Linked DNA regions of Mus musculus: regions 2 and 3 are each linked to region 1. Evidence: chromatin loops called from intact Hi-C (ENCODE). Cell type or tissue: left cerebral cortex. All regions are shown on one strand. Links, peaks and the distances in the headings refer to the core of each region. The heading gives the core; the rest is flanking DNA. Region 1 holds the start of Gm32185 (a long non-coding RNA gene). Region 2 overlaps Ptpn11 (protein tyrosine phosphatase, non-receptor type 11). Region 3 overlaps Ptpn11 (protein tyrosine phosphatase, non-receptor type 11).

Evidence for each region. Peaks named below come from ENCODE experiments on the same cell type or tissue, not always from the same donor. Only the 100,000 strongest peaks of a DNase experiment are listed, where the experiment ranks them.
Region 2: it touches region 1 in a loop (2.5-fold over the local background); 4 of 42 quality-filtered maps call a loop at or near these places.
Region 3: a loop joins it to region 1, with 2.2 times the contacts of the local background. A loop is called at or near these places in 7 of 42 quality-filtered maps.

What each region holds. Positions count from the first base shown.
Region 1 is chr5:120,949,635-120,959,727 of GRCm38, reverse strand. It overlaps Rph3a (rabphilin 3A), which reads left to right. Exons shown (of 22, transcript NM_011286.3): 9 at 195-233; 10 at 317-469; 11 at 3,745-3,831; 12 at 4,284-4,343; 13 at 5,132-5,323; 14 at 7,587-7,666; 15 at 9,342-9,416. Gm32185 (a long non-coding RNA gene) reads right to left here and starts at 9,437. Exons shown (of 2, transcript XR_387678.3): 1 at 9,130-9,437; 2 at 6,960-7,216. In left cerebral cortex, for the core only: a CTCF peak has its summit at 5,565 (motif pointing left); a DNase peak (open chromatin) is centred at 5,565.
Region 2 is chr5:121,145,792-121,155,884 of GRCm38, reverse strand. Ptpn11 (protein tyrosine phosphatase, non-receptor type 11) reads left to right here. Exons shown (of 16, transcript NM_001109992.1): 7 at 1,359-1,455; 8 at 3,331-3,410; 9 at 3,515-3,673; 10 at 6,651-6,782. Among named protein-coding and RNA genes, the nearest start is that of Ptpn11, 41 kb to the left of the region's middle. In left cerebral cortex, for the core only: no CTCF peak of the experiment used is centred there; a DNase peak (open chromatin) is centred at 5,001; H3K27ac peaks cover 1,024 bases.
Region 3 is chr5:121,121,789-121,131,881 of GRCm38, reverse strand. Ptpn11 (protein tyrosine phosphatase, non-receptor type 11) reads left to right here. Exons shown (of 16, transcript NM_001109992.1): 16 at 1-1,349. Among named protein-coding and RNA genes, the nearest start is that of Ptpn11, 65 kb to the left of the region's middle. In left cerebral cortex, for the core only: a CTCF peak has its summit at 5,616 (motif pointing right); DNase peaks (open chromatin) are centred at 5,630 and 6,111; H3K27ac peaks cover 911 bases.

The DNA of each region.
Region 1 (10,093 bases), core at 3,482-8,481:
TGGAGGGAAACATACTTAATGTTTCAAAAGCGGTTCTTGGGAAGAGAGGGCGAGCTCACTGTGGAACCCTGGAGTGAGAACTCTGTGGACTCTGTGGACTCCAGGAAACCTGTATTCCAATTCTCATTCTCTCTCTCTCTCTCTCTCTCTCTCTCTCTCTCTCTCTCTCTCTCTCTCTCTCTCTCTCTCCCCAGGTGACATGGAGGACAGGAGGCCCCCAGGGCAGAAGCCAGGTGGGTTCTGTCAACTGTCTCCCATTCTGGGACCCCATTCTACCACCTCCCTCTCTCTGTGCAAGCCATGCCTCTCCTTACAGGCCCTGACCTCACCTCTGCTCCTGGGAGAGGAAGCCATGGGCCTCCCACGCGTAGGGCCTCTGAGGCACGGATGAGTACAGCCGCCCGGGATTCTGAGGGCTGGGACCATGCCCATGGTGGGGGTACTGGAGACACCAGCCGTAGCCCAGCAGGTGAGCAAGGTGGGCATTGCTGCCTTTATTGAACACCTACTGTATACCATATTTTGTTCCCATGTTTGCATCATTTATTCTGGTCCATACTCAAGGAGTCATACAAATCTATCTCCAGACGTAACTGAGATCCTAACTCTTCTTGACCCAAAATGGCATATGAAGAACACATGAGTTTTTGTTTTGCTTGACTCCCGGAATGAGAGGAAAGGTCACTTGGCGTTGAGCAAAGTGAGCGTCCATTTAATTACCTTCCCCTGTGGCCTCAGCTGTCAGTGTCAATGGATAGGATAATGTGGCCAGGACATAACTGGCTGACAGGTGCTACCATCATGGCCCAGTAGATTATACTCTGAAATACCTGATGAGGAGAATCTTGGCAGCTTGACTTTAATAGCCTGGGTCTGTATTTCTTGTGAGCCAGTGTCTGAGCCTCAGGAGAGTGTCCCTGTTTTTATATCGAGGGGATGGGTCTCAGTGTGGTGTCCCAGTGACCAGGATCCACATTGATCTCTGGTATCTACTCACCAGCACACACACACACACATGCACACACACACACACACACACACACACACACACACACATGCACACATGCACTTGTAGAAAGAGAGAGAGAGAAGTTATCTCACTATCTGTGCAAGAAGGCTTTGAACTCATGATCCTCCTGCCTCAGCACCAGACCCCAAGCACTGGGACTACAAGTGGGCACCCTCACTCCTGCCTCAGTACTCACACCCTAAATTGTAGCTTTTTATTTCCCTCACCATCGTGTCAGGATAAAGGACAGAACCTCAAAGAAGGGAAGAAGAATTTAGCTCACAGCATCAGAGGTCTCAGCCTGTCCTTGAGAGGAGGGCAGAGCTGAGTAGCTCACTCAGTGGCTGACAGGAAGTGGTTAGTTCATTCCAGTGAGACTCCACCTCCTAAAGTTTCCACCACCTCCCAGAATAGAGCCATCAACTGGAGTCCAGGTACTCGACACATGAGCCTGTGTGGACATTTCAGCCTGATGAGCAGCTAAGCTCAGTTCCCTCCGTCCTGACAGTAGGGTTGGGCTCCTACCATCTGCTGCCCACACCTGCTGGTGAACCCAGGGCTCAGATGGACAGAGGACAGAGGACAGAGTCCTAGGCCTGACCACCAGAGTACTTTTATAGAGCATCTACTGTGTATCAGACACTCCTCAGAGCTTTTCTCCCAGAACTTTTTAAGGACTCCTCGCTACAGCCCCGACAGGCAAGTGGGAGACTTTCATCATCCCAACTCTACAGACATAAAAGTTAGACTCAGGAAGGTGATGGCTCTTCTGACTCTTGCTACACAGCTGACAGTGAGTGAAAACCAGAATCTATTTAACCCCGAACTCCCGATCTCTTTTCTCTTCCAGAGGTGAGGCTTATATTGACCATGCTTTTTGATTTTGCAAAACATACAGTATTTACTATATTTAATTCACTGCTTTGGCCATTCTTCACATGCAGGTTGGTGGCACCAGGCACACTCACAATGTCATGCAACCATCACCACCATCCACCTCCGGAATGTTCCCTCATCTCAAGTTGAGATTTTTGTAGCCATCAAACTGTAACTTCTCTTTGATCTCTTCCCTTCCCCAGAACCTCCAATTCTCTTCTTTCTTACATGTGAATTTGACACACTTCAGTGGAATCCCACAGCATTTTCCTTTGCCATCTGTCTCACTTCACTGAGAGCTCTATACCTTCAAGGTTCATCCATGTGCGAGCATTTCTCAGGCTGCCGTTCCCCTTTTAAGGTTGTGTAATATTCCATTGAATAGACATACATTTTATTTATCCATTCAGACCAAGGGCCTTTAGGCTGTTACTACCTCTACCTTTAGCTGTTGTGAACTGTGCTGTTATGAACACCTCAGACAAATATCCACTTAAGCCTTTGGAGTAGAGACTTACAAGCGAGAATGTCCCAAAGTTGGGCAGTTCTATATTTAACTTTTTTTGTTTTTTTAAAAAAAGAAGCCAGCATCCTGTTTCCTATGTAGGTAGACAGACTACTTTTACATTTCTGTCGATAGTAAACCCACCCAGTTTCTATATACTTTCGACAACACTTGTAACTATCTGGCTTGTTTAGTTGTTTTGCGTTTTAGGCTTGCTTGCCTAGTTGGTTCTGGAAACAGGGCTTCCTGGTGTAGCCAGGCTGGACTGGTATACACAACAATCCTCCTGTCTCACCCTCTTTTGAGTGCTATAGGCACGAGCATCTAAGGCAAGCTGCTGGTTTTGGTTCACTTGCTTCTTATTTTTGAGATCGGGTCTCACCATGTAGCCGCAGCTGGCCTAGAACTCACTATGTAGACCAGACTGCCCTCAAACTCACAGAGAGCCACCCCTTATTGTGGCTCATCAATTCTCTTTATGGATGGTATCAGGATTCATCAGTGACACTAACTCATGGCACAAGCACCCGCTTTGCACTGATCACATGGCTAAACTCTCTGCATGTAATATCTCCCTTACCCCCATCGGCAACTCATGGGGGCAGGTTCTAGGCAAGCACACCGCACTAATCTGAACTCATGGGCCCGTCTTACTGTTTTATTTTGAGATGGGTTCTGGTCTTGAGCTCACTCTGTGTCCCAGGCAGACCTTGAAATTGCAAGTCTCCTACCTCAGCCACTGGAGTATGATGGCAGGCCTGCCTCCCTGCACCCAGCTTACCTGTGCTTTTCAATAACTCTGCTGAGATTTGCCCAGAGGTTCTGGGCACTGAGAAGAAGACAGAGGGGCCAGAGGAGGGCTGGGAGCAGAGCAGGACAGCATCCAGGGGAGCCTCAAGGGAGTGCGCACCACGAGTGTGTGTGTGTGTAGTGTGTGTGTGTAGTGTGTGTGTGTGGTGTATGTGTATGCATACATGCATGTGATGTGAGTGTATTATGTGTGTGCATGCATGCATGTGGGGGTATGATGTGTGTGTGTGTGTGTGTGTGTGGTGTGTATACTGTATGTGCATGCATGCGTGTGGTATATGTAGTGTGTATGGTGTGTGTAATGTGTGTGCATGCATGCATGTGGTGTGTGTATATTATGTGTGTGCATGCATGCATGTGGTGTGTGTGTGTGCCTGTGGTATGTAGTATGTATGTGTGCATGCATGTGTGTGGTGTGTGTGTATATTATGGGTGTGGTGTGTGTGTAGTGTGTATGTGTGCATGCATGTGTGTGGTGTATGTGTAGTGTGTGTGTGCATGTATGTGTGGTGTGAATTATCTTGTTTTTCTCCTCCTCATGCAGGTTTGAGGCGAGCTAACTCAGTCCAGGCAGCCCGCCCTGCCCCAGCCCCAGTGCCAAGCCCAGCACCTCCTCAGCCGGTGCAGCCAGGTACCAGCCACTAAGCCACCATGTGCCCTGTGCCCCGCAGCGGTGACCACGGTCCCATTGCTCTGTAGTGCTGAGCTCTGAGCTCTCTCCTTAGACCCTGGGGATGGAGGAGACCCCACTTAGAGCAGGACTTTGGCAGAGGGAGGGCTGGGTGGAGCATCCTGTCCACCACGAAGGGACAGGGCTCCCTGTGGTAACTCCTCCACATCTCAGAGGAGGATGTAAAAGTGGGGACTCCGGGGGTTGGGGGGTGGTGGAGATCTCCAAGCTGAGGTTCAACCTGGGCTTCTCCCATGCCAGTAACCCCCCCCCCCAGAGGGACAGTTCCTAACATCCCCAGGAACTTCTCCACACCATTGTCTGCTTTCAGTCTAGCCTGTGTATGAAGAGAGGGAAGGACAGATACCCAGGAAGTGTGTCTTCATCACCACCCCCTTTCCTTCCCCTTGCAGGGCCCCCTGGGGGCAGCAGGGCCACTCCTGGGCCAGGACGCTTTCCGGAGCAGAGCACAGGCAAGTGTGAAATGTCCCAGGCTCTACAGGATCACATCTACTCAGGCTGTCACCAAGACTGGTCTGACCAGGCTGAAGCAGCTCCTTTCTAAACCTCTGACCACTGGCAAGCCAGTTTCTGTGGCTCAGAGCATAGCCTGCTGGGTACCATCCCTGGTTCTTCCCTTCTTGCTGTGTGACTCCTGGCAAGTGACTAAATCTCTCTAAGCTTTAGGGTTTTTTTCTATAAAGTGGGAGTCAGGCTCAGACTTCCTTCATAGTCTTGTTGTGATGATTAAACCAACTAAAACACTTTTTAAAATTAGCTTAAGAAACAAAACACTTTTTGTGGAGCCTGAAGTGTGTTTGGCCCAGGATAAATGAACAGTGATTACTTGGACCCACATACAGGCAGGTCTCAGATGCCTGGTTGTCATGGTTACATGGTAACTTGTTTTTCACGGACTCTCAAGGTTTAATGCAACTAATATTGACTGCCATAGAAACAACTCTGGATTGGGTAACTCCTATTCTACAAATAAGGAAACTAAGGCTCAGAGATGTTAAGTAACTGGCCCTGGGTCACACAGCTGAGGCTGATTCATACTGTCTAGCTGAGTCCACACCACTGATTCACCCCTGTGAGGTTTGTCTTGTCTGGGTCTTATCCGAATTACCCCCTTAGCCCGGGTCTTGCGAACGCCAGGGCCTGCCTTTCATTCTGAGTGCAGCCTGGGAACCTGCATTCCAGAAGCTTTCTCTAGCCAATTGCTATGACAGACTCAACACTGCCTCTTTTCTCCCCACAGAGGCTCCTCCAAGTGACCCTGGCTATCCAGGGGCTGTCGCCCCAGCCCGAGAGGAGAGGACAGGACCTGCGGGGGGCTTCCAGGCAGCGCCGCACACTGCAGCCCCCTATTCCCAGGCAGCCCCTGCTCGCCAGCCACCACCTGCGGAGGAGGAGGAGGAAGAAGCCAATAGTTATGACTCTGATGAAGCAAGTAGGTGGCTCCGAGGTGTGGGGTGTGGGGGGCATTTGGGAAAACTCTTCCAGAAACTGAACCCAAGGGGGCAGAAATGGGATTCTAGGGTCTGTAGATGCCCCCTAACTGCTAACACATGTACCCTAAAAATCCTTTGGTTCTGGAGATCAAAGCTAGGGTCTTGAGTGTGCAGGGAAAGGGCTCTACCATTGAGATAAACCCAGTAACTCACCAGCGCTGGGGTGGCCAGTGAGCGCCACCATGTGGTCAGTGTCAGAACTACACATTTCATGGGTTAAAGCGCATTGGAGGCAGAGTCATTGAGTCACTTAAAGCCTATAGTGTTTTTGTTTTTGTTTTTTTGTTGTTTCGTTTTGTTTTTTGAGGTTCAGTGGGGCAGCCAGCTACCAAACAGAATTATCTGGTGGCCTACAGCCCCACAAAGGCGCGAGTTTCTGTGTCTAACGTATGTCTTTATCTGCAGTCATTCTTCCCCCTCATGACGGGGACATCATCCACCCAATGATTTGTTAGGTGCTTACTGTGTCCTTCTTGGACTCAGACACAGAGGGCCAAGGACACACATGCACGCACACACACATACATGTGTGAACGCCTCCCCCTCACCACATAGGGCTTTTTCTTCTGCTATGACTGAAACAGCCAGGATGGGTGCTACTGGGAGGTGGGATGACCTGGTTGGGACCCACTAATCTGTATTGCTTCCTGTGTAAGCTGATGGCTGGGTAAACCAAGGCACTGCAGGGAAAGTGCTTTAGTAAATTTGGACAACACTGTGTTGGGCTGAGCACACAGGAGTAATGGCAGCTATGTTATTCAAATGATGGAGCCCTCCAGCCAGGGCCATCACATTTCCTACTTCCCGTCCCTAGTGCACGGAGACAGGACCTTCTCTCTTCTCGTTCTACATATAGTCTTGGAAAGGCTCCCTATGTCTCTGAAATGGCCAGTGTCTTAGTTAGGGTTTCTATTGCTGTGATAAACCCCACCATGTCTAAAAAGCAGTTTGAGAATGAAAGGGTTTGTTTTATCTTCTGGCTGTAATACATCATGAGTGGAAGTCAAGGCAGGGGCCTGGAGGCAGGAGCTGATGCAGAGGCCAGGGAGGGGTGCTGCTTACTGGCTTGTTCCTCGTAGCTTACCCAACCTGCTTTCTGATAGAACCCAGGACCATCAGTCCAGGGGTGGCACCACTCACTAAGAAAATGTTCTACAGGCTAGTCTGTTAAGACATTTTCTCAATAGAGGTTCCCTTCTTGCCTGTGTCAAGTTGTCACAAACCAACCAGCACAGCTAGAGAGTGAAAATACCAGCACAGCTATCAAGTGAAAAAAGGCTCCAGTCCCTCGAGGGCCACACTGTGTGTTGTAGCAGCTGTCCCTGTTGTAACGGGTGCTCTCCAGAGTCAGGGATCTGTGGTCTCAGGGAAGGGAGAGGGGAGCCTGAGAGGGGAACCCACCTGTCTTGTCAGCCTCAACAGCACTCCGTATCTGCCCTCCCTGGTCCTTATCCTGGCCGCTCTTCCATGATCCTTCAGTCACCTGTCTCTCAAGTGTGACCTCTCCGAGCCTCCAGGCTGCCCTGACGAATGCTCAGTTGCAGGGCTGGTTACAGCAAGCTTGGCTTCTCTCTGTTCCTTGCTGGCTCATCTTTGTCATGGACGAGGATTTATTGACCTCGCATCCTGAGACTCAAGCTGCTCCAGGCACTAGGACATTAGGGCAAAACGCAACAGGGGAGAAAGAGTCCAACGATGAATGAGCTCATCGCAGGCTGAGTGATCTCTCCAGTGGCTGCTTAAGGGAGGGCTTCTCTAGGAAGTGACTCTTGAGCCAAGCTGGAGGGCTTGAGAGGGTATGAGTCACGCGGGAATGACGTGGGAGAGCATTCCTAGGAAGGGAAACAGCAAACACTGACTTTCATTCATTCCTTCAGCACACACGGGAATACCTACTATGTGCCCTGCACACAGTAGGGGCACGTAGTGGTCAATCAGCCATCCCAGCCCTTGTCTTCAGGGTAACCTCAATCTGTCAGGAGATGAAGTCACTAAGTAAACACATTTATAAATGATGGTGGAAGGACCCCCAAGGAGAGAGATCTGCCAGAATAGATGGAGGATCAGACCAGGGCCTGCCCTCCCTCTCTTCTGTGGTCCCAGTGTCTAGCTGAGGCCAGACACATTGGTAAGCACCCAGGAAATGCTCGTGAATTGACTAAGCAAATGCTTCGCTTGACTCTTGTCTTCTGTTGCCTGCAGCCACACTGGGTGCCCTGGAATTCAGCCTTCTCTATGACCAAGACAACAGCAACCTGCAGTGCACCATCATCAGGGCGAAGGTGTGTGGGGATCCCTAGGGAGGCTCTGGTTTTCCTAAGAGACTCAGGTCAAGATGAATCCCAGGCTCAGCTCCCACCATCACTGACCTGTGGCAATGACAGAGATGAGAACAGGATTGTCGTCAGCCATGGCAGACTTCCTTGGTGGTGGTGGTGTGTGTGTGGGGGGGGGGGGCTTCCTCTAGGAATGGTCCTGTGGCTGCTTCTGAGAGTGGTGGCAGCTCAGCTGTGAGGGTTGCCCAGGTTACCCACAGCATCCCAGAGGGAACACTGCAGGTATTACCAAGACTTAATGACAGCCTGACTTGGTGATTCTAGGTTTTCCATCTCTTCTCCTGATGTCTTTGTCCAGCAGGAATAGCAATGTGTGTGTGTGTGTATGTGTGTGTGTGTGTGTGTGTGTGTGTGTGTGTGGCTGTGGATAGTAAGGGGGGCAGGGCATGGGGAAGGGGAGGAAGGCACCGCAGACGGCTTTGGGGTGTGTGGAGATGATGAACTGGATGGTTCCAGATCCTGGGGGAACCCCCCAAGATGAACTTAAGTCTGGGACCCCAGGAAAACCCAGCAAGATCTGGACCAGACTTCCCCAGAGCAGATGCTGGCTAAAGCCACCTCATGCTGCTGTGCTACTAGGGGCAGGTGGGAGTGGCTAACCCTCTCTGGCTCACTGGGGGTGACAGTAGTGTCCTTCCCCAAAGACTGACTGGGAAAACAGGGTACAAAGTGATGGGCCGTCTATGGGTATTGCTGTACCTGCTGGCCTGCAGTAGAAATGATAAAGCCTCCATTTGACTCCTCAAATGTCCCAGTCTGAGACACTGGGAAGGTCAACAAGAGGCAATATACTTAAAGCAAGTCCTACATCAGTCTACCTTCCCTCCAAAGCCATTTCTTTAGCATGCACTTATTGAAGTGTAGCGGGTTTCGTAGTGAATGCTCAGGTATATATATTCTCTCTTCCCACCCATTTCGGTGATCAGACAAGGGAGGCATTTTTATTAGCCCCATTAGTCAGATGGAGAAACTGAGGCCTGAAAGCTAATGCCAGGGATTATATCCCTGGAGAGATGAGGTTCATCTTCAAAGGCAAGATCTCATTCATTACTCCCTGAACCCCACCAACCTGTGGACACAATGGCCTCATCACACAGATGAGCAAGTTGAGGTCATGGGCAGGACTCCTGCCTCAGCCTGGGTGGAGTGGACAGTATACCTGAGTTACAAGAGCTTGAGGGCTGCTCAGGTGAGTGAGGCCAGCTTAGCTCATTTCAGAAAATGATGATAAAATACAAACACCTTTTCCAGGTTTTGAGGAGAGATAAAGACTCACTCTCCAAGTGGGGAAACTGAGGCCTCAAATGAATGCAAAGGTCAGGCTCTGGATTTGGGAGTGCTTCTGCCCCCAGCTTCCCCTTCTCTGCTAGCTATGCTGGGATGTCCCCTCCATTCCCTAAGAGACTCACATTCCTCCACTCAACAGCACGGAACCATGATCAGAGAGGCACAGAAAGCTTCCTAAGGCCACACAGCTAGGGAGTGCCAAGTCGTTCAATTCAGCACCTGATGCCAGCACTATCTTCATGATACAGCATCCTTCTGTTCTGTCCCCACCAGGTGAGACAGGTGCCATCGCCTACTGTGGTTGGTGGACTCAGGCCTCTTCCTCTTCTTGCAGGGACTGAAGCCCATGGATTCCAATGGCTTGGCAGATCCCTATGTGAAGCTTCATCTGCTGCCTGGAGCCAGCAAGGTACTCAGGCCCTGGCTTCTGCACGGGCTCAGCTCAGAGCCTGAGGCCCCCACCCCATCTCACAATGGGCATAGCCCTCACAGTGGGAGTGAGGGGCAGCGCCCCCAGGACAAAACTCTGGAGGGCAGCAGCTGCCAGAGGCCAAGAGGGAGCAATCACACACATGCAAATATGTTTGTGGGCCCCAGTGCTGGTTCATTCTGCCTGCCCCTTAGCTAGTCACAGCCAGTGCATGTGTGTACACATGTGTGTACAGATGCACACACGCGCACACACACACACACACACACACACACACTCTTGAGGCAGCAGCAGCATCTTTTCCAAGGTTTAGGGCTAAGTCCTTGGATACTACTGTGCTGCTGGAGGGATGTGAGCCCTGCTCTTCCCTGCTCCCCCGAGAGCCTTTCTTAGCTCTGGGATTAAAAAAAAAAAAGTGGGAACTGGAATTGGGAGTTGCCTCTCTGACTCTGCTGGTTTGCTTTTTCTGTGTCAGAGGTAGCATGGGTGTCTTAGCGGGGAGGGGGAGCCCAAGGTTGTATGTTCCTGAGTCAGTGCCTGTTACACAGTGCTGTGAGTTTAAAATACCTAATAAGGTAAGAGAGGGCACATACATGCATATATACATGTTTAAACACATGCATACACACATGTGCATGTATGTATGTATGTACACA
Region 2 (10,093 bases), core at 2,710-7,709, 200 kb before region 1:
CATGTGCAAGGCTGAACTTTGTATGTTGAGACTGAGTCACAAACTTGTTTTAAGTCCCCAGCATTTCCCCCATCATTGACATTTCAGCTAAGTGAAGTGGTGCAGGCTCCATTGTTGTGCTGGGTAGCTCTGCCTCTCCTTGCAGAGAGCTTCCCAGGCTGCTCGCTGTTAGACACATCATAGAGGAACTCTTTTTTCATTTTAACTGCCTCTCACCCTTCTCATTTGTCTGTCTGTGATTTTCTATCAAAAACGGCTTAAGGGCTCTGTGGCAGATCACTGCCTAGCGTACATCAGAGACCCCAGGCTCCACCTTCAGCAACACAGAACTGACAAGCTAGGCTTGCTGAGAGCTAAAGAGATTCTTTTTTTTTTTTTTTTTTTTGTCATTTCGAAAACGAATCTCCCTAACTGCCTCAGCCTGGCTTTTCCCAACTGGGCCAGTCTCCCTTTATGCTTTATCTCTTTCCTTGATGGCATCTCCAGTTCTTTGCCCCTCAGAGCTGTCCATTGCTTTCTTCTGGAATCCATCTTGCTCCCTGCTTTTTCCTTCTGGGTCAAATTGCATTTTGTCCAGGTTTCCTGGGGGAAAGTGTAGGGCAGCAGCTCTGGACACAGCTGTCATTAAGGTGCTGACTTGGGCACGACATAAGAGGACCCCAAAGCTGGGCGTCTTGTCGTCTGGTGACACCAAGCTGCTTCTGCCTTTCCTGTGTCCATATTCTAGGGCTGAAGACCCTGCACTGTGTGCTTGATGCCTGCAAACCCTGTGCTGGCTCTCACCAGTGCCGGCCTTGTGCCTTTCTTACACCCATTGTAGCACGTTTAGGGGCAAAACAGCTAAGGTAAACAGGCCGGGTCACTGAAACAAAAAAAGAACGCCACGTCCACGTTTTCTCCCTGGTGCATGTGCTGCTGCCGTTGGTGTGTACTCTGGTCAGTGTAAGCATGTGGCTCACATCCCATTCTGGGAGTGTGACTAACTGTGATCATCTTTCCAGGTGATAGTCTCTAGACAGACTCTATAGAGTGGCAGAGGCAGAGTTGTTCTGTGTGACTGGGTAGAGTTTTGTTGTTTGACCCACCCACCCTCCCTCCCTCCCTCCCTCCCTCCCTCCCTCCCTCCCTCCCTTTGTTGATTTACTTGTGTATGTATATGTGTGTGCGCGCACGCGCATGGATGGCTCATACGTACCATGGTGTGTGTGTGTGGAGGTCAGAGGACAGCTTTCAGATGTTCTTCTCTTTCACATGTAGTTTGTGGGGACTGAGCTCAGGTCTCAGATGTGAGCCATTTGACTTCCAGCTCTATTGAGCACGTCTGATACATGATAACATTTCCTCTTCTCTGTTTCTAGACGCTCCAGCAACAGGAATGCAAACTTCTCTATAGCCGAAAAGAAGGACAGAGACAAGAAAATAAAAACAAAAACAGATACAAAAACATCCTGCCCTGTGAGTATCTGTCTCCTGCCTCAGTAGCAGCCAATGTGCGCTGGGGTCACATGCTGGCTAATATAACCAGTCGTGATGGGACTGATGCCCTCCCGAGGCCAGGAAAGCTAAGTAGCGGCTCTCTGTGGTACTCTCCTGGTCGTGTTACCTACATATACCAACCTTGAGGCTCGTCGTGTCTCGAGAGTCAGACTCAGGCAAGTGCCTCATGGGCTGAGTTGTGTCTCTGCTCCTCTTGACAAATCTGTGAGTTAGAGGTAGGTGCCTCTCCTCTGGGCCTCTGTTTCCCATTCGGAGAAAGGAGAGCCTACTGGGCTCATCATCACCTTCTGCTGGCTCAGAACAAGCGACAAGGGACCTTGTGAACACCCAGAGCTGAGCCCCCTGTAGTATACACACGGTGGCAGGGCGCTAGGGCCTTTAGTGAGGACCCCATCACTGCACAGGCTGGCGCTCACTCTGCTGCTGCACATTTTGATGTTACCTAATCTAGAACTGTGTAGATGAAAGCAGGGCACTTGTTTTGTCTGAGCACTGGGAAAGTGAAGGGCAGATCTCACCACTCAGGGTGAGCGAGCACTCTGCCACCATGCCACAGCCCCAGCCCTGGTCAGAAACCCGCGCCTGTGTGTGTGTGTGTGTGTGTGTGTGTGTGTGTGTGTGTGTGTTCGTGTTCATTCCACATGGCTGTCTGACTTGTGTAGGGGAGGAGGCATTGCTTTCATGAGACAAGCAAACCAGAGTTTGCAGAGAATCACGTGGAACTGAATAGGGGTCCTGGGGGCTTGGAGGACCTCATTCTTTTTATTTCTAAATTTCGCCCCCTCAGAGGAGGTTCTCACTGTAAAGTGCAGCTGTTTCTCAAATGACCTGTCTGCTGCTGTGCTAGCCACCAATCAATCAGTGTGTCCTCTGATCCTTCCTTTTTTTTTTTTTTTTTAAATGTTGGTGATTGAACCCAGGGCTACATCACCAACCCCTTTCTTAAATCCTTTTTTTTTTTTTGAGACAGTTTCATAAGTTACCCAGGTGGGCTTTGAACTTGTGGTTCTCCCGTTTCATCCTTCTGTGTAGCTGGGATTCCAGGCCTGCACCGTCCTATGAGTGCACATCTTATTTCTTTAAAGATGGGGGACGAGGCAGAAGATCAAAATTCTATCTATGAAACACATCCAGCCTTGCTTCTGATTGCCATCGTAAACTACGTTGGTTTTGATAGAGCACTCAGAATTTTATACTGATAATGTATTTTTGTACAGAATTAAGACAACTCATACTTTATGAATCTTGTCTTACAAACACTGTATTTTACTCTGTCTCCTTAAGAAACCTTTTGTTATAGAACATGTGGAATATATCAACATACAAAAGCTGACATATTGTTGCCCAGCCTCAGGAGTAGCCAGCTCCTGTGTGGCCTTGTTTCGTCTGTACTCAGGCCCACCTCTCTTTCCCTAGGTGGCTTTGAAAATCTTAGATGTCATTGTTAGTACTTTAGTCTTCTTTTTAAAACCAGAAACCAGCTGGGGATATAGCTGAGTGGCACACTGTTTGTCTAGCATGTATAAGGCTCTGGGTTTAATCCCTACCTTTGTCACCAAAACCCAGATAGGAAGAAAAACAGGAGCCCAAACCTTTTGGGTTGAAATGATTTTGGATCCATAAGACGTTATGAAGATAGCATAAATGGTTCTCATACCCAGTGCCTGTACCCCAGAGCATCACCGAGACAGGAAAGTGAGGTGTTGTGGCAGGTTGCACATGTGCTGACTGGAGATTTGATCCTGTGGAAGTCATTGTTAGACTGGCCTGGCCTGAGCCCCGCTGGCTTCTGCTGAAGCTGAGGACTGACAGCTGTCATCTCTTTCTCCTCAGTTGATCATACCAGGGTCGTTCTGCATGATGGGGATCCCAATGAGCCTGTTTCTGATTACATTAATGCAAACATCATCATGGTAAGCTTGACTTTGGCTATATTTTCTGGCCATGTGTTGGAAGCCTCTTTATACCAATGACACCATCTTTCAAATGCTTGAAGGCTTTTCTTCCTGACTTCTAGCCTGAGTTTGAGACCAAGTGCAACAATTCCAAACCCAAAAAGAGTTACATTGCCACTCAAGGCTGCCTGCAGAACACGGTGAATGACTTCTGGCGGATGGTGTTCCAGGAGAACTCTCGAGTCATTGTCATGACCACAAAGGAAGTGGAGAGAGGGAAGGTACACACTTATCTTTTCTGATACCCCCCCCACCCCCCCACCCCCACCCCCCAAGCTCTGGGCTCTGTGTGCCCAGCATCTGATAAAGTATTCTTTACTATTCAAATTATGGAATGTGTTTCTGGATTGTGGTGGTATTTGGCTTTAATCTCAGCATCCAAAGACAAGGAAGCAGGCAGATCTCTGAGTTTGAGGCCAGCCTGGTCTACAGAGCAGTTCCAAGATAGCCAGGGCTACATAGAAACCCTGTCTCAGAAAACAAACAAACAACAAAATATTGAATGTGTCAGGTGGGTCTGGCTGATCCTCTGGAAAAAAAAAGGCTGGACTGGATAGGTCTCAGTGTGTGTATTTATTTGCCTTCTCCTCCTCCTCTTTTCTAACTTTTTCTTTTCAAAGATACAGAGTTTTATGTTCAGCCTAGCCTTGAGCTCTATGTAGAAAAAACTGGTGTTTAAAGGAACCCCTTAATGCTCCTACCTTTTTAAGTGCTGGGATGCATGTGAGCACCCATGGGTCCAGCGTGCTTATTGGTGCTTTCTGATTGGAGTTCATGGAGCGCTGTGGAATGTCCCCACTCCACTCAGTTGGTTTTGAGGGAACCCATACAGAAGGCTCCTTAGTGCCACTCCCTTAGCCCCTGTCTACATGGTGGTGTCGTCTTGGATCTCTTCCTTTGTCTGAGCCAGGACATGTGCTTTGCTCATCTGTGTCTTTTGTGGCGTGTGCCACAATTTATAGGTTTTTGATATTTGGATTTTAATTGTGTTCTGGTTAGAGTTTTTGTTTGGATATTCTCTATTGCCTTACATAAAATTGAGTGCAATTTCATAGTCACATTTAGAAGCTAACCTGAGACAGGTGGGGCTCTTGGTAGTTGAGCCTGGCAACTGAGAGGCAAGTGATGGTGCAGGGTTTTGGTTGGTGTACTTTTGCATGCCTTTAGCAGTGATGTTAGGTGTCCTGAGTTCCTGGGCTCTTCTCAGTTACAGCTCTTCCCAGTTCCTGCTTTCTGCTTGATGGAAAGGTCAGAGTTCATCTAGCACAGAGGACATGGGCTCGTAACAGAGGAATCAGGCTAGCCACCATTGGAAGTGCAGTTGAAAACTCCAGAGCAGAGAGCCTGGGCAGAATGGTACCTGGTGCCTGTGCTCAGCTCCAGTCCTCACCTCCTTGACCCAGTCCTTCATGTCACCCTGGGAGTGTGCACAGTAGTTCTGGAGTCTCTTGACAGCCTTTGTTTACAGCCTGTGTCCCTCACTGCACAGAAGCAAAACCAGATTGTGGCAGCTCTCCTACGCAGCAGTCCTGCAACATGCAAACCACTAAGCAGAGGGCCGCAGGTGCTGTGAGTCAGCTGAAATGTCTCTTTTCAAGGCAGGGTGGTTTTGTGTTCTCTGTTGAGGCCTCTGTAGTGACCAGAGCAATCCTTGAATTGATTGGTCAGAAAACAGCACCATTACGTTGGCAGTGATAGAAATCCTACCAGACGGTCAAATGCAAAGGCTGAATTTAGAATAAAAATCACATATTCCATCAGCTGCTCCTTCTGTCTCGGGGTCCTTTCTGGGTTAGTTACTAAGCTCTGTAGCTAGCTGTCCTCTTGTTTTTTACCACCTGTAAGTTACTCAGCATTTCTAGACTTTGATGTAAACTTTCCTTGCTGATGTTCACATGGGTGGTTTTAGAAAGTGAGTGTGACGATTTCCAGAAAGACAGAAGCAGAGCATGTTCTGTCTTGGACTTATCATTGGTAGATGATGGAACTGTTCCTCTTGGAGATAACACAGGCTCATTCCTCGGCTGGACAAGGCTTCTTACCTTTATGTCATTGTTACTTCTTTCTCAGCTGCCTGCCCTGGTGTTTGTTTTGAAACAGGATCTTGCTATATAGTTCTGGCTGGCCTGCTATTCACTATGTAGAGCAATCCAGACTTACACTGGAAGTGATTCTCCTGCCTCTGTCTTCAGGGACTACAAGTGTGCACACTCAGCTTTCAGTTTATCTGTTCAGGGTACCACTATGCAGCTCTAGCTGGCCTGGAACTTGCTATGTAGATCAGGTTGTCCCTGAGCTCACAGAGACCTGCTTGCCTCTGCTTCCCAAGTGCCAATACTCAATACATAAATCAATAATGGTGTGTGCTTCCCCCCTCTGTTCGTTCGTTCTTTCTTTCTTTCTTTCTTTCTTTCTTTCTTTCTTTCTCAAGATTCATTTATTTATTATATGTAAGTACACTGTAGCTGTCTTCAGACACTCCAGAAGAGGGCATCAGATTTTGTTACGGATGGTTGTGAGCCAGCCACCATGTGGTTGCTGGGATTTGAACTCGGGACCTTTGGAAGAGCAGTCGGCGCTCTTAACCACTGAGCCATCTCACCCAGCCCCCAGCTCCCCCCCCCCCCCCCCCAATCTGTTCTTGAAGCCAACAGCCATTGCAGACTGTGTTCTTGGTTTTGGGAAGCTGGTGTGTGGTTGGTGTCAGATGAGTCTGGATATAGAGAAAGCAGCTGGCCCAGAACCCTGGCTGCCCCTCTGAGTGAGCTGTTCATACTGTTCAGAGAAATCCAGGTACACATGATAGGACAGTGTCAGCCATCTGCCTGTCCTCTCAGAACAACTGATAGAATGCTAGAATTGCAAGTTCTGCTTGCCTGGGGGCAGTCCCTCCCACTTTGCCTGTTTTATCCTCAGAGCTGAATAAGCAGGTGTTGACTCTGATCTGGTAGCTAGTGGGTGGGGCATGGGGTGGGCATCTGGCCAACCTGCGGCACCTCCTACCCTCCCCCCTGTGGCCTGCCTTGCTCATTTGCATTGTTCTCTTGTTGGCATTCTAGAGGATAGAGGCAGGCTCCTGTCCCAGGAGGAGCCTCCTGCTGCTGTCACCAGCAGGCCTGGGATGATTGGTCATTGCAGGTCTGGATTTTCACTAGGGCTTGGGACATTAATTAACAGGCTCCTTGTGGTTCCTTCCAGAGCAAATGTGTCAAGTACTGGCCTGATGAGTATGCGCTCAAAGAATACGGGGTCATGCGTGTTAGGAACGTCAAAGAAAGTGCCGCCCATGACTACACTTTACGAGAGCTCAAACTCTCTAAGGTCGGACAAGTAAGTATATTGTCGTATTCTAGACACTGTGTAGCTGTCCATGTTTCGAAGTCACTGTGGTACTCTGCTCGCATTCAACCTTTGTCCTGTGTCCTGTCACTCACTGGTTGAGCGCCACGTCGGGTGCCTCATAGCTGTTGAGCCCAGTTTGCCACTATCTTCCCTTGTGAGGAAGGCAGGCATAGGTCCTGCCCTCACAGAGCGTGGAGAGATGGGGGTAAGGGTAACTGCAGCTTCCTGGCCCTCAACTCTTTTTTTGTTTTTTGTTTTTTTGTTTTTTGTTTTTGTTTGTTTTTGTTTTTTCGAGACAGGGTTTCTCTGTGTAGTCCTGGCTGTTCTGGAACTCACTCTGTAGACCAGGCTGGCCTCCAATTCAGAAATCCACCTGCCTCTGCCTCCCGAGTGCTGGGATTAAAGGCGTGTGCCACCACTGCCTGGCAGCCTTCAACTCTTGTGACATGACACAGGGTAGGTAGGTAGGGCCTCTGAGAGGTGACACTTGCTGAGTTGCCAGCCAGAGGGGCTGTGCATGCAGGCAGAAGAACAGGCTCCAGGTAGGGGAGCAGCTACCGTCCCAGGCTGTGATCAAGTCTGTGAGCAAGGTTAGTGCTGGAGCTCTTCTCCATGGCCTGTGGCTCAGGCTTAGTCCTGGAGTGGCTGGCTCGGAGTCATGTTGTTGTGTGTTTACAAGGGCCTTGTTTGATTTCTTTGGGGATTCCTAGATTAAGAAATCTACTTTTATCCTCATGGATTAAAGTCAGGTATGCTGAGAAGCCCTACACTTAGATAGCTGTGCTTCAGGCTGAGGTGACCTGAGTGTGGCTTCTCCAGCTGGCGTGAGGTTGGGCCTCTGCATAACCTTTTGGGCACAGGCGTTGTCTGAGCCACATCCTGATAGCCTGACTGCAGGAAAATGGGATACTGACTGGGCAGGAGAATTTCAGGAGGGTATTGCAGAAATACTCTTGGTTAGGTCTTGTTGGAAATAGCCTTAGAAATTAATAAATTAATTATTATTTATAACATTTACTAGTATTATAAATAAGATCACCACTACTACTACTACTACTACTATTACTACTACTACTACTACTACTACTACTACTACTACTACGAGACAGGGTTTCACTATGAATCCCTGATTGACCTGGAACTGGCTACAGAGACAGGCTGGGCTCAAATTCGCAGATATCTTCCTGCATCTGCCTTTCTAGTGCTGGGATTAAAGGTCTGTGCTACCATGACTGACTGAGGATTTTTATTTTGATTATCTGCCTGGCCTGGAATTTGCAATATAGACCAGGTTAGCCTCAAACTCAAAGAGATTCCCCTGCCTCTGTCTCCATATGCTGGAATTAAAGGCATGCCCCCATACCTGGCTCCTGGGTATTAAAGTTTACTTACTTGTTTTTACATTTATTTTGTGTGTGTGTGTGTGTGTGTGTGTGTGTGTGTGTGTATGCGTGTGCATGCATGCATGCCTGTATGTATGTATGCAAAGGTTAGAGCACCATTTATGGGAATTGGTTCTCTCTCTCTGCCATGTGGTTTGAGGATATTAAGAGCTTTGAGCTTTATCCACCATTTGGAACTTGTCTCAATTAATTATTATTATTTTAAATCAATCTTTTTTTTAAGTTTTATTTATGTATTTTTATAGGAGTACACTGTCGCTGTCTTCAGACACAGCAAAAGGGGGCATCGGATCCCATTACAGATGGTTGTGAGCCACCATGTGGTTGCTGGGAATTGAACTCAGGTCCTCTGGAAGAACTGTCAGTTCTCTTAATCGCTGAGCCATCTCTCCAGCCCCCTGTCTCAATTCTTGTGCCCAGTGAGCACATGTAAAGCTGTGTTCTGGGAGGCCTCTGTGTTGGTCTAGGCCTTTGACCTGTTCTGCATGTCTCCAGCAGTGGTCTTTCCTGCTGCGCTTACTCCTTTGGTTGGGAATGGTATGGAAGCAGTGAGGATCAGGTCACTGGAAAGTCATGTGCAGGGGTCGGGACAGTTTGGCTATTGGAGGGAAAAAAGAGACCAAAGGTGTCTCAGAGCCATGAGTCTGAGTGGACAGCATTGTTGTGGCCAGTGCGAGAAGCCAGACGCACAGCTGCTGTGTGGACGCATTGAGCCGAGCTGTTGAGCAGGCATCTCCATCGGGTGTCAGGAGAGTTATGATGCACATATGTTTCTAGCACTGTGCTGCTTGCTGGGGACAGACAACACAGGTGCTGTCTTGCTCTCTCAGTTGCACTCCACTGTCCAGATTATGTTGAATCACATGCCCTGATATGTCACTATAGAGTGCAGTTAGGGCCAAGTCAAAGGGTGCTGTGTGCTGAGATGGGCCAGGGAAGGAAGTTGATACTCACTTAGCCAGCCACAGCCGGTACTGAGCACTCATTCTCTGACCCACAGAACTGGAGGGGATGAGCCCGCTGCAGGGAGAGCTCAGGAGCAGTTGGCAGATGCTGCCTAGAGCGGTGAGATGAAGTGAGATGGTGGACGTTGGCTGGGGGAGCATAGGGGACCGGGATAGCAGAGGCTGGCTTGGGATCCTTGTAGTGGAAGTGATGGTTGGGTGAGCACAGGATGACCCTGTAGCCTCCAGACTTGCAGAGTAGGCTGCAGGAGGGACAGCAGGGCAGCTGTCAGGGAGGCTTGGCAGAGGGCCGTGACCCAGTGTATTGTGGGTAGGCTGGTTCCAGACCAAAGCTTTCCCCTGTAAAGATGGAAGGGCAGGAGGAGAGCCTAGGGCTGATGGTGAGCAGAAAGGGCTCTGTTTCCTGTGCTCTCTGAGGGGGTGTATATAGTGTGTGTAAGCCACAGGAGGTGTGTTCCTCTTGGCACACCCGTGGTGGTCAGCTTTCAGGAGTTGGTTCTCTGGGATTGTCAGGTTTGATGGCAGGTGTCTTTACCCACTGAGCTGCCTTGCCAACCCTCTTGTGACATCTCATGATGAACTGTCAGGCTTGTCAGTGTTTCTGAGTAGCAGACAGGCAGTTTCTTTCTTTTGGTGCTAGCAAAAAGCTGTTCATCTTGCTCAACACCCCCTCCCTCCTTTGAAAGGAATGTGTGTTGTGTGGCTTGTCTCTGGATACAGAGAATGCTGCAGGGCTTGCTCCATCTTGTGTACCAGGAGATTTTAAGAGGGAGGTGTGGGAGATGGCGGCACACTTGCGCTCTTATCCTGGCATAGAGGCTAACATGGATCCGTCTGGCTCCCGCCTTGCTATGACAAGTCACCTACTGTACAGCACTGATGTACAGAGATGCCCTGGCTAAGAAGGGGTGCTGCTGTGCAGTGTGGCAGT
Region 3 (10,093 bases), core at 3,190-8,189, 170 kb before region 1:
CAGCAAGTGTTTTCCTTTGGATTCCCCCCAGAAGCCAGCCAGCTGTCATTCCAATAGGGCAACAGGAATCCCTAGGTGTCCCAGATCTGTCAGTGTTATGGAAGGTGGTTGCAGGGTCTCAGCTGTGTGCTGTGCGGTGCGGTGTCTGGGAAGATGAGGTATGGGAGGTGTGGATTTGAGACAGCGAGAGTGGAAGTTGCACAGGTGGCTCATGAGCAGGTCAGAGGCACAGGGCCAGCATCGAGCAGGCTGCATGTGACCCGAGTCTCCCCTCACTGCTGAGCCTTTAAATCAGAAGTATAGGATTTTTCTATTTGGGGAGGGGGTGGGGTGGGGCATTGTCTAGCACATGGTATTGGTTTCTAGAAAGCTATACTTGAGAGTCGTAATGCTTGTCACATGGGTGTGCAGCCTTCCTGAGGCCCCAGGTTGCCTCTGCCATTGCAGCTGGTGCCTTTCTAATGGAAGACTGGGGTTAGGAAGTGGTGCTGTCAGCAGCTCAGAGGTGCTCAGTGTTGTTTCTAGGGGTTTTGGTGGGAGTCCAAGAATATAAGCCTTGTTTCTGGGACAGGACTGGGGCAGATGCGCTCGGGAAGGAAGCACAGGCAGAAGTGTGGGCTCGTTCTACATTGTCCTAGTTTCAGACGCCTGTCTCAGGGTCTGTGCTAGCCCACTGCTTTGTTGAACCCTTTCCCTTTCTTGGAAGGAAGCTCCCGAGTAGAGCTCACTGCATCCCCAGTCACTAGCAGCTGTTGCTCTTGTGGGGTGTTGAGGGCACAGGAAGCAGAGAGCAGTTCCTGTTGGTGCTGTAGAACCTGGCTGTGCATCCAAGTAGTTTTCACAACTCCTCTTCCTAAACCTCAATCATGGGATTAATAATATACCTGTTTATTTATGACCTAATTGTGACTCTGATTAATAAAAGCTGGTGGGAAAGGCCCATCCAAGAAGCCGATGGCCAGACTCACACTTAGCTTTCCCACAGCGTATGAAGCATCCATCAGGCAGAGTATTAAAGAAATATAATATTTTACTGATAGACCTGTCCTTTAAAAGGAACGTGTTTTTGGGTGTCATCATTTTGGTGTGAATCATGTAAGGGTTGGCTGTTTGCTGTTTAATACACTTTAGTGTCAAGAGACGCACTCAGCTGACTTTTTGCCCACGCATATCATGTAGTCTGGATTTTTAAGCGACATTAACAGAATAGTTTGTGTAGAGAAACCTCAAGTTTCCCCAGCTGTGCCATGAGTGTATCTGCATATACTCTGGGTATTGTCAGAGGCAGTGGATTTGTGAGCTGTCTGGAACTAAAAATTAGAATAAAATCATTTTCTTGTATTACAGTATTTGTCATTTGGTCTGTTGTCGTGTGTGGGGAAGGAGTGGTGGGAAGAAGTGGGACGGTGGCTCAGTTGGCCCGTCATCCCAGGTTCTGTGTGGGAGCCACAGAACTGCAGCGAGTGGCCTCTAAGGACAGGCAGGAGCTCTGCCCAGAAGGACTTGGGAGGGAATAAAGACCCAAACTGTGGGAGTGACCAGGACACAGGGTTGGCTGAGCAGTGTTAAGGTGTTTATGCCGAGGGACAGCACTGCTCTTGGGAACCTTGGTGTTCCCAGGACGAGTCATGTTCAAAGCAAGGGTTCTGTCTTCATCACTGAGCCCGCCCAGCAGTACAGAGAGGCTTCCTGCTGCTGAGCCGTGCCCGCCCGCTCTAGGCCCCCACCCTCCGACCTCAGCGTGTTCTGGACAGGAAGAAATCACTTCATGACCACCCAAGTAGGTACTTGTTTGTTCTCTGTTGGAGGGGAAGGCATTGGGGGTACTTACACTATAACATGTCATGGGCCTTAGGGTCTAGCCCAGGTGCATCATGAAAATGATGCAATCTACCCAGGCATGTGACTCTCCAGAAAATACAGATTGCCTTTTAAATGCAAGGCTGTGAACCATGCCAGACAGGTGAGCAATAACCAAAACCACCTGACATGGTACCAGTTAGCCAGGAGAAGCATGCCCACTCCTCCCGGGCCACACGTCAGAGGGAGTTAATGGGATGTTACTACTGAAGGTGCCTGAGGGGGCTGAGACCTGATGGGGTGAGGAAGAGCAGCCGGGAGACCTCAGAACGGGCGACTCCTGGCCCCTTTGCCTTAGTTCACATTCTCCTGAGATCCTGGGCTGTACATGGTGGGCAGTGTGACATCCTTTTAGAGCCGCTGTGAAAGAGCCTACTGGTGTTATGCCCCTCCAAGATGAGCAGGTGAGAGCAGTGCTTCCCCGGTGGAGACACGCTCAGTACTTGTCCTTGTCTCATTCAGTCCCAATGGCAAACCAGAGTACAAGTTCATCAGAGTTCACTCTGGGCGGCCAGTGAAGTACTGGGCACCTTACAGAGTGTGGCTGAGGGGTGACTGGCAATGTGGGTGGTCCTGGAGTCCACACCCAGCATGGGTGATGGCTCTGGATAACTGCATAGATGGAGCCCCAATCAGTTACCTTCCTCAGCCTTTTGTACCCTAGCAGCTGCTGAGACCTTGAGGCCATCTCAAGTTAAGAGCTGCCAGTGGAAGGCTAGGGAGACTGAGGGCGCTTCTCACGCTTTGCCTCTGAGGGAGGTTCAACAATCCATACAGAATCCACATGTGAGGGACTTGTAAGCAGGCTGATCCAATGAAGATGGCGGCTGTTTTGCTTGAAGGGCCAAATTCTACAGCGAGGAGGCCATGGATTAAACTAGGTTGCCATTCCACAGAGAAGTTCCTGGCCCAAGTGCCTGCTGTGTGGTCCCATCTCACTTCTGCTTGGTGTCCTTGGTCCTGGAGCTTACACTGCAGATGCCCCTCCCCTACCTAGTCCAGATTCCAGAAACTGCATTTGCTGTGATACACACCTTGACTAAAGACAGCTTGGAAAGGAAAGGATTTATTTGGCAGACAGTATCTATCATCAAGGGAAAACCAAGGCAGGAATTCCAGGAGCTTGAAATAGACACCGTAGGAATACCATTTACTGCTGCCTTGCTCTCTGTTCGCTCTCTGGCTTGGCCCACCCCCCACCTTTGCATCCCTAGCCTAGGGATGGCACCACCCACAGTAGACTGGGCCCAACTATAGTTCAGTCTGCCCACAGTCCAGAATGACAGAGGCAATTCCTTAGTCGAGGTTCTCTCCTCCCAATTTTGTCAAATCACAGTTACCACAGCTTTTTTTTTCCATGTCACGTGAGGCCCAGCTAAATATTTAATATCCCGAGTACCATTCTGATCAGAAGTATGCATACTGCGGAGGACGGGGGGAAATGATGAATGAGCTCAGGGTGCAGTGTGATGGGGGCTGTGGAACCTAATGTTCTGTAGCACGGGAGGATGATTGTGGCTGACAGCAATTAATGGTGTATTTCAGAATAGCTAATTGCAAGGATTTGCGCACTCCCTGATGTGAAGAAATGATGATAATGTTTCCTATGATGGCAACGCCGTTTGTCTCAGTCTGACCACAGTGTCTACCAGACTGAAATGTCACTCTGACCCCAGGAATATGTAAAAGAATGTCATGTCTTTTAAATCTAAGAAAACCAGCAAACCAAAGGTTGTAATCCTGGGAGGTGGAGGCAGGATGGGAGTTCAAGGTCTTCCTCAGGCAAATCGAAAGTTACAAGGGGGGCTGGAGAGATGGGTCAGTGATTAAGAGGTCCTGAGTTCAATTCTCAGCAACTACATGGTGGCTCACAACCATCTGTAATGGGGTCTGATGCCCTCTTCTGGTGTGTCTAAAGACAACTACAATGTACTCAAGTATATAAAATAATTCTTCCAAAAAAAAATATAGTTACAAGGAAGTAACCCTATACTTCAAAGCCTGTTTGCAGTTCAGGGACAAATGCTCTAATGTTTCCTCTCCCTGGGTAGAACATGTTCTATTTTGCTTTCAAACAATCTCAGAATGTGGCCCTGGCTGTCCTGGAACTCACTTTGTAGACCAGGCTGGCCTTGGACTCAGAGATCCACCTGCCTCTGCCTCCCCAGTGCTGGGATTAAAGATGACTGCCACCACAATAGCAGAAACAGCAGCTTTATACTGAAATTATGATAATTATACTGAAAATAATTTGGGGTTCAAATCCTCTTCAATTTAGCAAAGATTCAGTCCCGAGACAGGTTAGTGTTCCTGCCTTTGAGAGGCACCGTGCAGCTATGAAGATGTGAATATAGATTCTGTCACTTGGTTGAAGTGGGAGGTTCCTGGGCCAGGGAAAATGCCCTCAGCAGAGACTTTGGGCTTAAAAGAGGTGGTGCGGAAGAGAGGAAGAAGTTCCTGGCGGTCCCTTCCTCCCTTTCCAACTCTAGCTGCGTTGTCCTAATCCACTGCTATGTCAAGAGGGCTAAGAGGCAGGGGTACAGGCATGTGCTCAGAGGGACCTTCTCCTGTGACCCACAGAGTTCAGCTTCCCAGAGCAGAGCCAGGCAGAGGATGATGGTCTTGGGGGAGGCTCACTGGACCCTCCCAGCTAAAGAATGGTCACTCTCTTCTGGACTGTGGCCAATTCGGTCTCAGGACCCACTTCTGCCCTTGATCAGTTCTATCTGCCCTCCCTCCTCTTCTTTTCCTTGCCTCCTTTCCCTTTTCCCTTTTCCCTTTTCCCTTTTCCCTTTTCCCTTTTCCCTTTTTTTCCCTTTTCCCTTTTTTTCCCTTTTCCCTTTCCCCTTTCCCCTTTCCCCTTTCCCCTTTCCCCTTTCCCCTTTCCCCGTTCCCCTTTCCCCTTTCCCCTTTCCCCGTTCCCCGTTCCCCTTTCCCCTTTCCCCGTTCCCCGTTCCCCTTTCCCCGTTCCCCGTTCCCCTTTCCCCGTTCCCCGTTCCCCTTTCCCCTTTCTTTTCCTTTTCTTCCCCTAACTTTGGGACCAGGTTCTCATATAACCTAGGCTGGTTTCAAATTCACTAAACAACTTGAGGGTGAATCTAAACTCCTGATCCTTCTGTCTTTATTCCCCAAGTGGTGGAATTACCATTACCGGCACGTAATACCACTCCTGACTCCAAACTTCCTTTTGTAGCTCCGAGGGTGGAACCCGGGGCCTTGGACAAGTGGCACAAGCAATCTGCCATGGAGCAACAGCTCTAAGTGTGCAGCTTTTTGAAGCTGCTAGGACACCCATTTGTCCTCTGGTACTTTGAGAACAAATGTACAAGCAGATTTGCCTGTGGAGGTAAATGTTCTTGAAAATCATGGCCAATCCTATGCCAGTTCGTCTGGAGGTGAGGGTCTGAATTCTTATTTTACACAGTTAAAATTAATTAATGTTTTGAGACAAGCCCTCACTATGTAGACCAGGCTGGTCTCCAACTCTGCCTGTCTCTGCCTCCTGAGTGTCATGGGGCCCAGCTTATTTTATTTTTAAAAAATTTATTGCAGGTGGTGGTGGCGGCTCGCACCTTTAATCCCAACACTAAGGAGGCAGAGGTGGGGAGATCTCTGTGAGTTTGAAGCCAGCCTGGTCTACAGAGCTAGTTCTAGGACTGCCAGGGCTACATGGAGAAATCCTGTCTTGAAAAACAAAATGAAAAAAATCATTTTAAAATTTCATTTATGTCTGCCGCATGGCTGCAGTACCTGTGGAGGCCAGAAGAGGGCTCCAGGATCCCTTGAAGCCAGAGTTACAGGTGGTTGAGGGCCACCGTGTAGTTCTGGGAATCACATCCCATTGTTGCCAATGTTCTCAAACTCTGAGCCTTATTTTATGTTTTACATTATTTATTTGTGTATATGTGGGTGGGGGTGGGGAACACATATGTGCTATCACATGCATGTGGAGGTCAGAGGACAGTTGGTGGGACTCAGTCCTCTCCTGCCACATGAATCTTGGGGACCAAACTCAGTTCAGCAGGCTTGGTGACAAGCTCCTTTGGCTTTGGAGCCATCTCGTTGGCGATCAGATCTGAAGCCTACTCGGTATCCGGGCTCACAGAGCAGACAGGGATCCAAAGACAGTATTGAAATAAAACCAAATAAACCAACCAAGGCAGGCAACCTCGCAGATGCCTGGGAAGCAGCTTTAGATATTCTTAGACACCACACCAGCGTGTGGAACCCCAAAGCACTTGCCAGATCCCTGTAACCATTGGAAGAGATGGCAACGGAAAGAGGAAGATGCTGGAATTAGTCTTCTCGGGAGCTGCGAATGTCTGAGCCTTGACAGATTTCTAGGCTCAGAAGAAAGTCGCGTCTGTCTTCATTCACAGAGCTTCCGCTGTTGCTGTCGGCATACTGAAGCAGGTCCCACATGGCACCTTAGGTGCCTTCTTTCCTGTGCTGGGGCGTGGCAGCACCCCTACCTCTAGCTTCTGCTGCCTGCACATTGGGAGAGCATGGGGTAGAAGTTGCAACAAAGATCCTTGATTACGTGTTTATGTTTGTCCCCTGAAGGGTAGAATGTGCCCTGCATTTGGTGACACGATGTTCAGGGACATGGGATGTCCTGGTGATGTCCCCTACCCCAAGTCATGGGCTGTTGACCTGGTTTACAGTTCAGGTATGGGGTCTGGAGAGATGGCTCAGCAATTAAGAACATTTGCTGCTCTTCTGGGGGACCAGGATTTGGCTCCCAGCATGTCTGTAACTTCAGGTCCAGGGAGTGCAATGCCCCCCTTTTCTGGCCTTCTTTGACATTGTGTCTGCACAGTATGCATACATAGATGCCGGTGGAACGCCCAAACCCATAACTTTTAAAATCTGCTATAGTATCAGGCATGAAATTGCTCTAATAGAATGGATCTCTTCCCCTCCTCCCCTCCCCTCTTCCCCCTTCTCCCCTCCCCTTCCATCCTCTCCTCCTCCCTTTCCCTCCCCTGCTCCTCCCCTCCCCTTTCCCTCCCCTGCTCCTCCCCTCCCCTTTCCCTCCTCTGCTCCTCCTTTTCCCTCCCCTGCTCCTCCCCTCCCCTCCTCCTCTCCTCCTCCCTTTCCCTCCCCTGCTCCTCCCCTCCCCTTTCTTCCTCTGCTCCTCCCTTTCCCTCCCCTGCTCCTCCCCTCCCCTCCCCTCCTCTCCTCCTCCTTTTCCCTTCCCTGCTCCTCCCCTCCCCTCCTCCTCTCCTCCTCCCTTTCCCTCCCCTGCTCCTCCCCTCCCCTTTCTTCCTCTGCTCCTCCCTTTCCCTCCCCTGCTCCTCCCCTCCCCTCCCCTCCTCTCCTCCTCCTTTTCCCTCCCCTGCTCCTCCCTTTCCCTCCCCTCCTCCTCTGCCCCTCCTTTTCCCTTTCTAACTGAAAGCTCCCCTTTCCCCATCCTCTGCATCTGCTTCCTCTTCTTCCTCCCCCTGAAAGGACAACATGAACCCCATTTGTCTCCATTTAAGGACCAGCCCTGACTTTGAAAAGAAGGCTCTGAGACACCAGCTCCAGGAACAGACCATAAAAACCAGAAACAAGGTCATAAAACCCCCTCTCTTAGAACAGCCTGGGCATAACCACAAAATGGGGAAATATCTCAGAACGGGCCATGTCATCCTCTGGTTAAACGTTCATGACCTAGGAATGCGACCACTGACCACCTGTGACCCCCCTTAGCACCCACCAGTGAAATTTTAGATTACCTAATCCTTCTGCAGAGTCCCCCTGGTTCCCCATAAGAAGGCCTGCACTCCTCATTTGGAGAATGGTTGACCCCTGCATGTTGGATGTTTCTGCATCTCTTTGTCTGCATACTGAGTCTGGGGTCTTCCTTTGGCGATTTTGGATTCTTACACCCCTTCCTTCCTTCCTTCCTTCCTTCCTTCCTTCCTTCCTTCCTTCCTTCCTTCCTTCCTTTCCTCCTCTTCCTCCTCCTCCTTTCTTGGTAAGCTCTCATTAGATAGCTCAGGCCACTCTTAAACTTGCCATTCTCCTGCCTCAGCCTCTTCAGTGCTGGGATGACAGGCTTATACCACCATGCCCAACCCTAATTCTTTCTAGAGACAAGGAACCCAGACCCTGAGAGGAGAGCTAAGTGGCTCACTTTCTGCCAGAGGCAGCTCTATCAACTGGTTTCATTCCCCCTCCTTGAGCCTGGCAGTTTTTAAAGTGTGTGTGTGTGTGTGTGTGTGTGTGTGTGTGTTGGGTGTCAGGAGCTTGGTTTTTCAGACAGGGTCTCTCATGGGCCCAGAGCTTGCCCAATGGGCTTGCCTGTTTCTGCTTTCCCAGGACTGGGCTGGGCAAGGTCCAAGTGACCGGAAGATGCTGAAGCAACTTCAGGTAGGGAGTGGCATCCCTGCTTGCTCCAAGGCTTTAGGAGCCTCTGCCTGTGTTTTGAGACCTCTTCCTCCTATGGTCTCCTCCACCCCCTTTGGAGCAAGTTTGCCCCTCTGAGAGGACACTGTTTGCATAATCTGAATAACGATTTTGCATAATAGCAGCTGGCGTGTGAATGGTGCCAACGGCTCTCTCTCAAGATTATTAATCATCCATTTTTCCATCCAGTGTGAGCTAAGAGGATGGGACAGAAAACATTTGCGAAAGACAGAACCAAATGGAGGCTCCCACCCAGCATTCCTAACAAAAACTTTGTTTTGGAAATGATTCTCTGGCCCGGTGAGATGGATCAGCAGGTAAAGTCACTTGCTGCCAAACCAGATGACCTGAGTTTGAGCCCCACATGGTGAAGGGATAGAATTGTCCTGTAAGTTGTCCTCTGACTTACACACACACACACACACACACACACACACACACACACACACACACACACGATCAGGCATGAATGTGCACACACACATGTATGCATGCATACATGCACAGAGGCAAAGTTAATAATATGTAGCAAACCAGGGAAACCATTGGCTTTTTGACTGGGCACAGTGGAACATGTGTGCTATTCCAGCACTCAAGGTGGAAGCTGACCTCAGGTGCTCATGCTTGCTTGGTAAGTTCTCTCGACTGAGCCTCTCTCAGCCTGTACGTGTCTGCTTTTTTTTTTTTTTTTTAATTCCAACATAAATTTTTTTTTTGATTTGGGAATTTCACATTATGGACCCTGATCACACTTTCCAGTCCTCCTGCACCCACCCCCACCCTTTAACTCCCCCCCCCCAACCAAAAAAAAAAAAAGAGGAAGAGGAGGAAAAAGAGGAAGAAAAAGAAATCCAGTTTCTCTTGTCCATATACTCACTGGAGCCTGGTCAGACTCCTGGTGGCCAACCCCTTAAAGAAAACAGAGTCCTTCCCCACCTGCACCCCTGCCTGAAGCCACCGATTACTGAGAGCTTCACTTCAGCATCCATATCACAGTGTTTAAGAGATCTCGTCCATGGCTCTCTAGGCTGTTACTTTCTTTCTGAGCATGGGGTGGGTTGTCGCAGAAGCCTTCTGTGTCCCTGTTTCTCAACTGAGTCTGCACCCAGTCAGCCACTGCAGAAGGAGCTTCCTCGTCTTTACAGTCAGCAGGAGGCATGGATGACGGCGTGGTCCGTGAGCACTCACATAGTCTCCAGTGTCAGCACATGCCACAGACCTCAGCCTGGTCTCTGATAGCAGTCTAGAGCGCAGGCATCACTCAACACAGCCCTCTGCAGTTGCAGGGGCCATGGGCACCAATATGGTCCCTGGCAGTAGCCTGGCCCACAGTGTCTGCTGTTTTAATGTGACTTGGTGGGTCTGACTGGTGTTTGCCTTGGTGTTACCACTTGGGGTAGCAGAGAGGAACTGTGGATGGGATTGACAGGAAGCAATGTGTCCACCTCAGTCTCCTGTGTCCTGCCCTGGCAGCCACGACTAAGCCGCAAGAGCTTTTTGGACTTCAGCTAGAAGCCATTAAGAAAGGTAGGACATAATTACCTATCTTATTTATATATCTATTATTTATATCTATCTATCTATCTATCTATCTATCTATCTATCTATCTATCTATCTATCCATCTTTGTATCCTACATGATTGGCATGTGCAAAGGCCCTGGGGCAGTCTGAGCCTTTTCAGTAGACAAGAGGCTGTAGCTAGTGGTGTGTTTGTGTGTGTGTGTGTGTGTGTGTGTGTGTGTGTGTGTGTGTGTGTGTGTGTGTGTGAGGAAACAGAAGTGAAGAGAAGGACTGAGGCTGGGCATCCAAAGGAAGGCCAACGATGGATCAAGGATGGT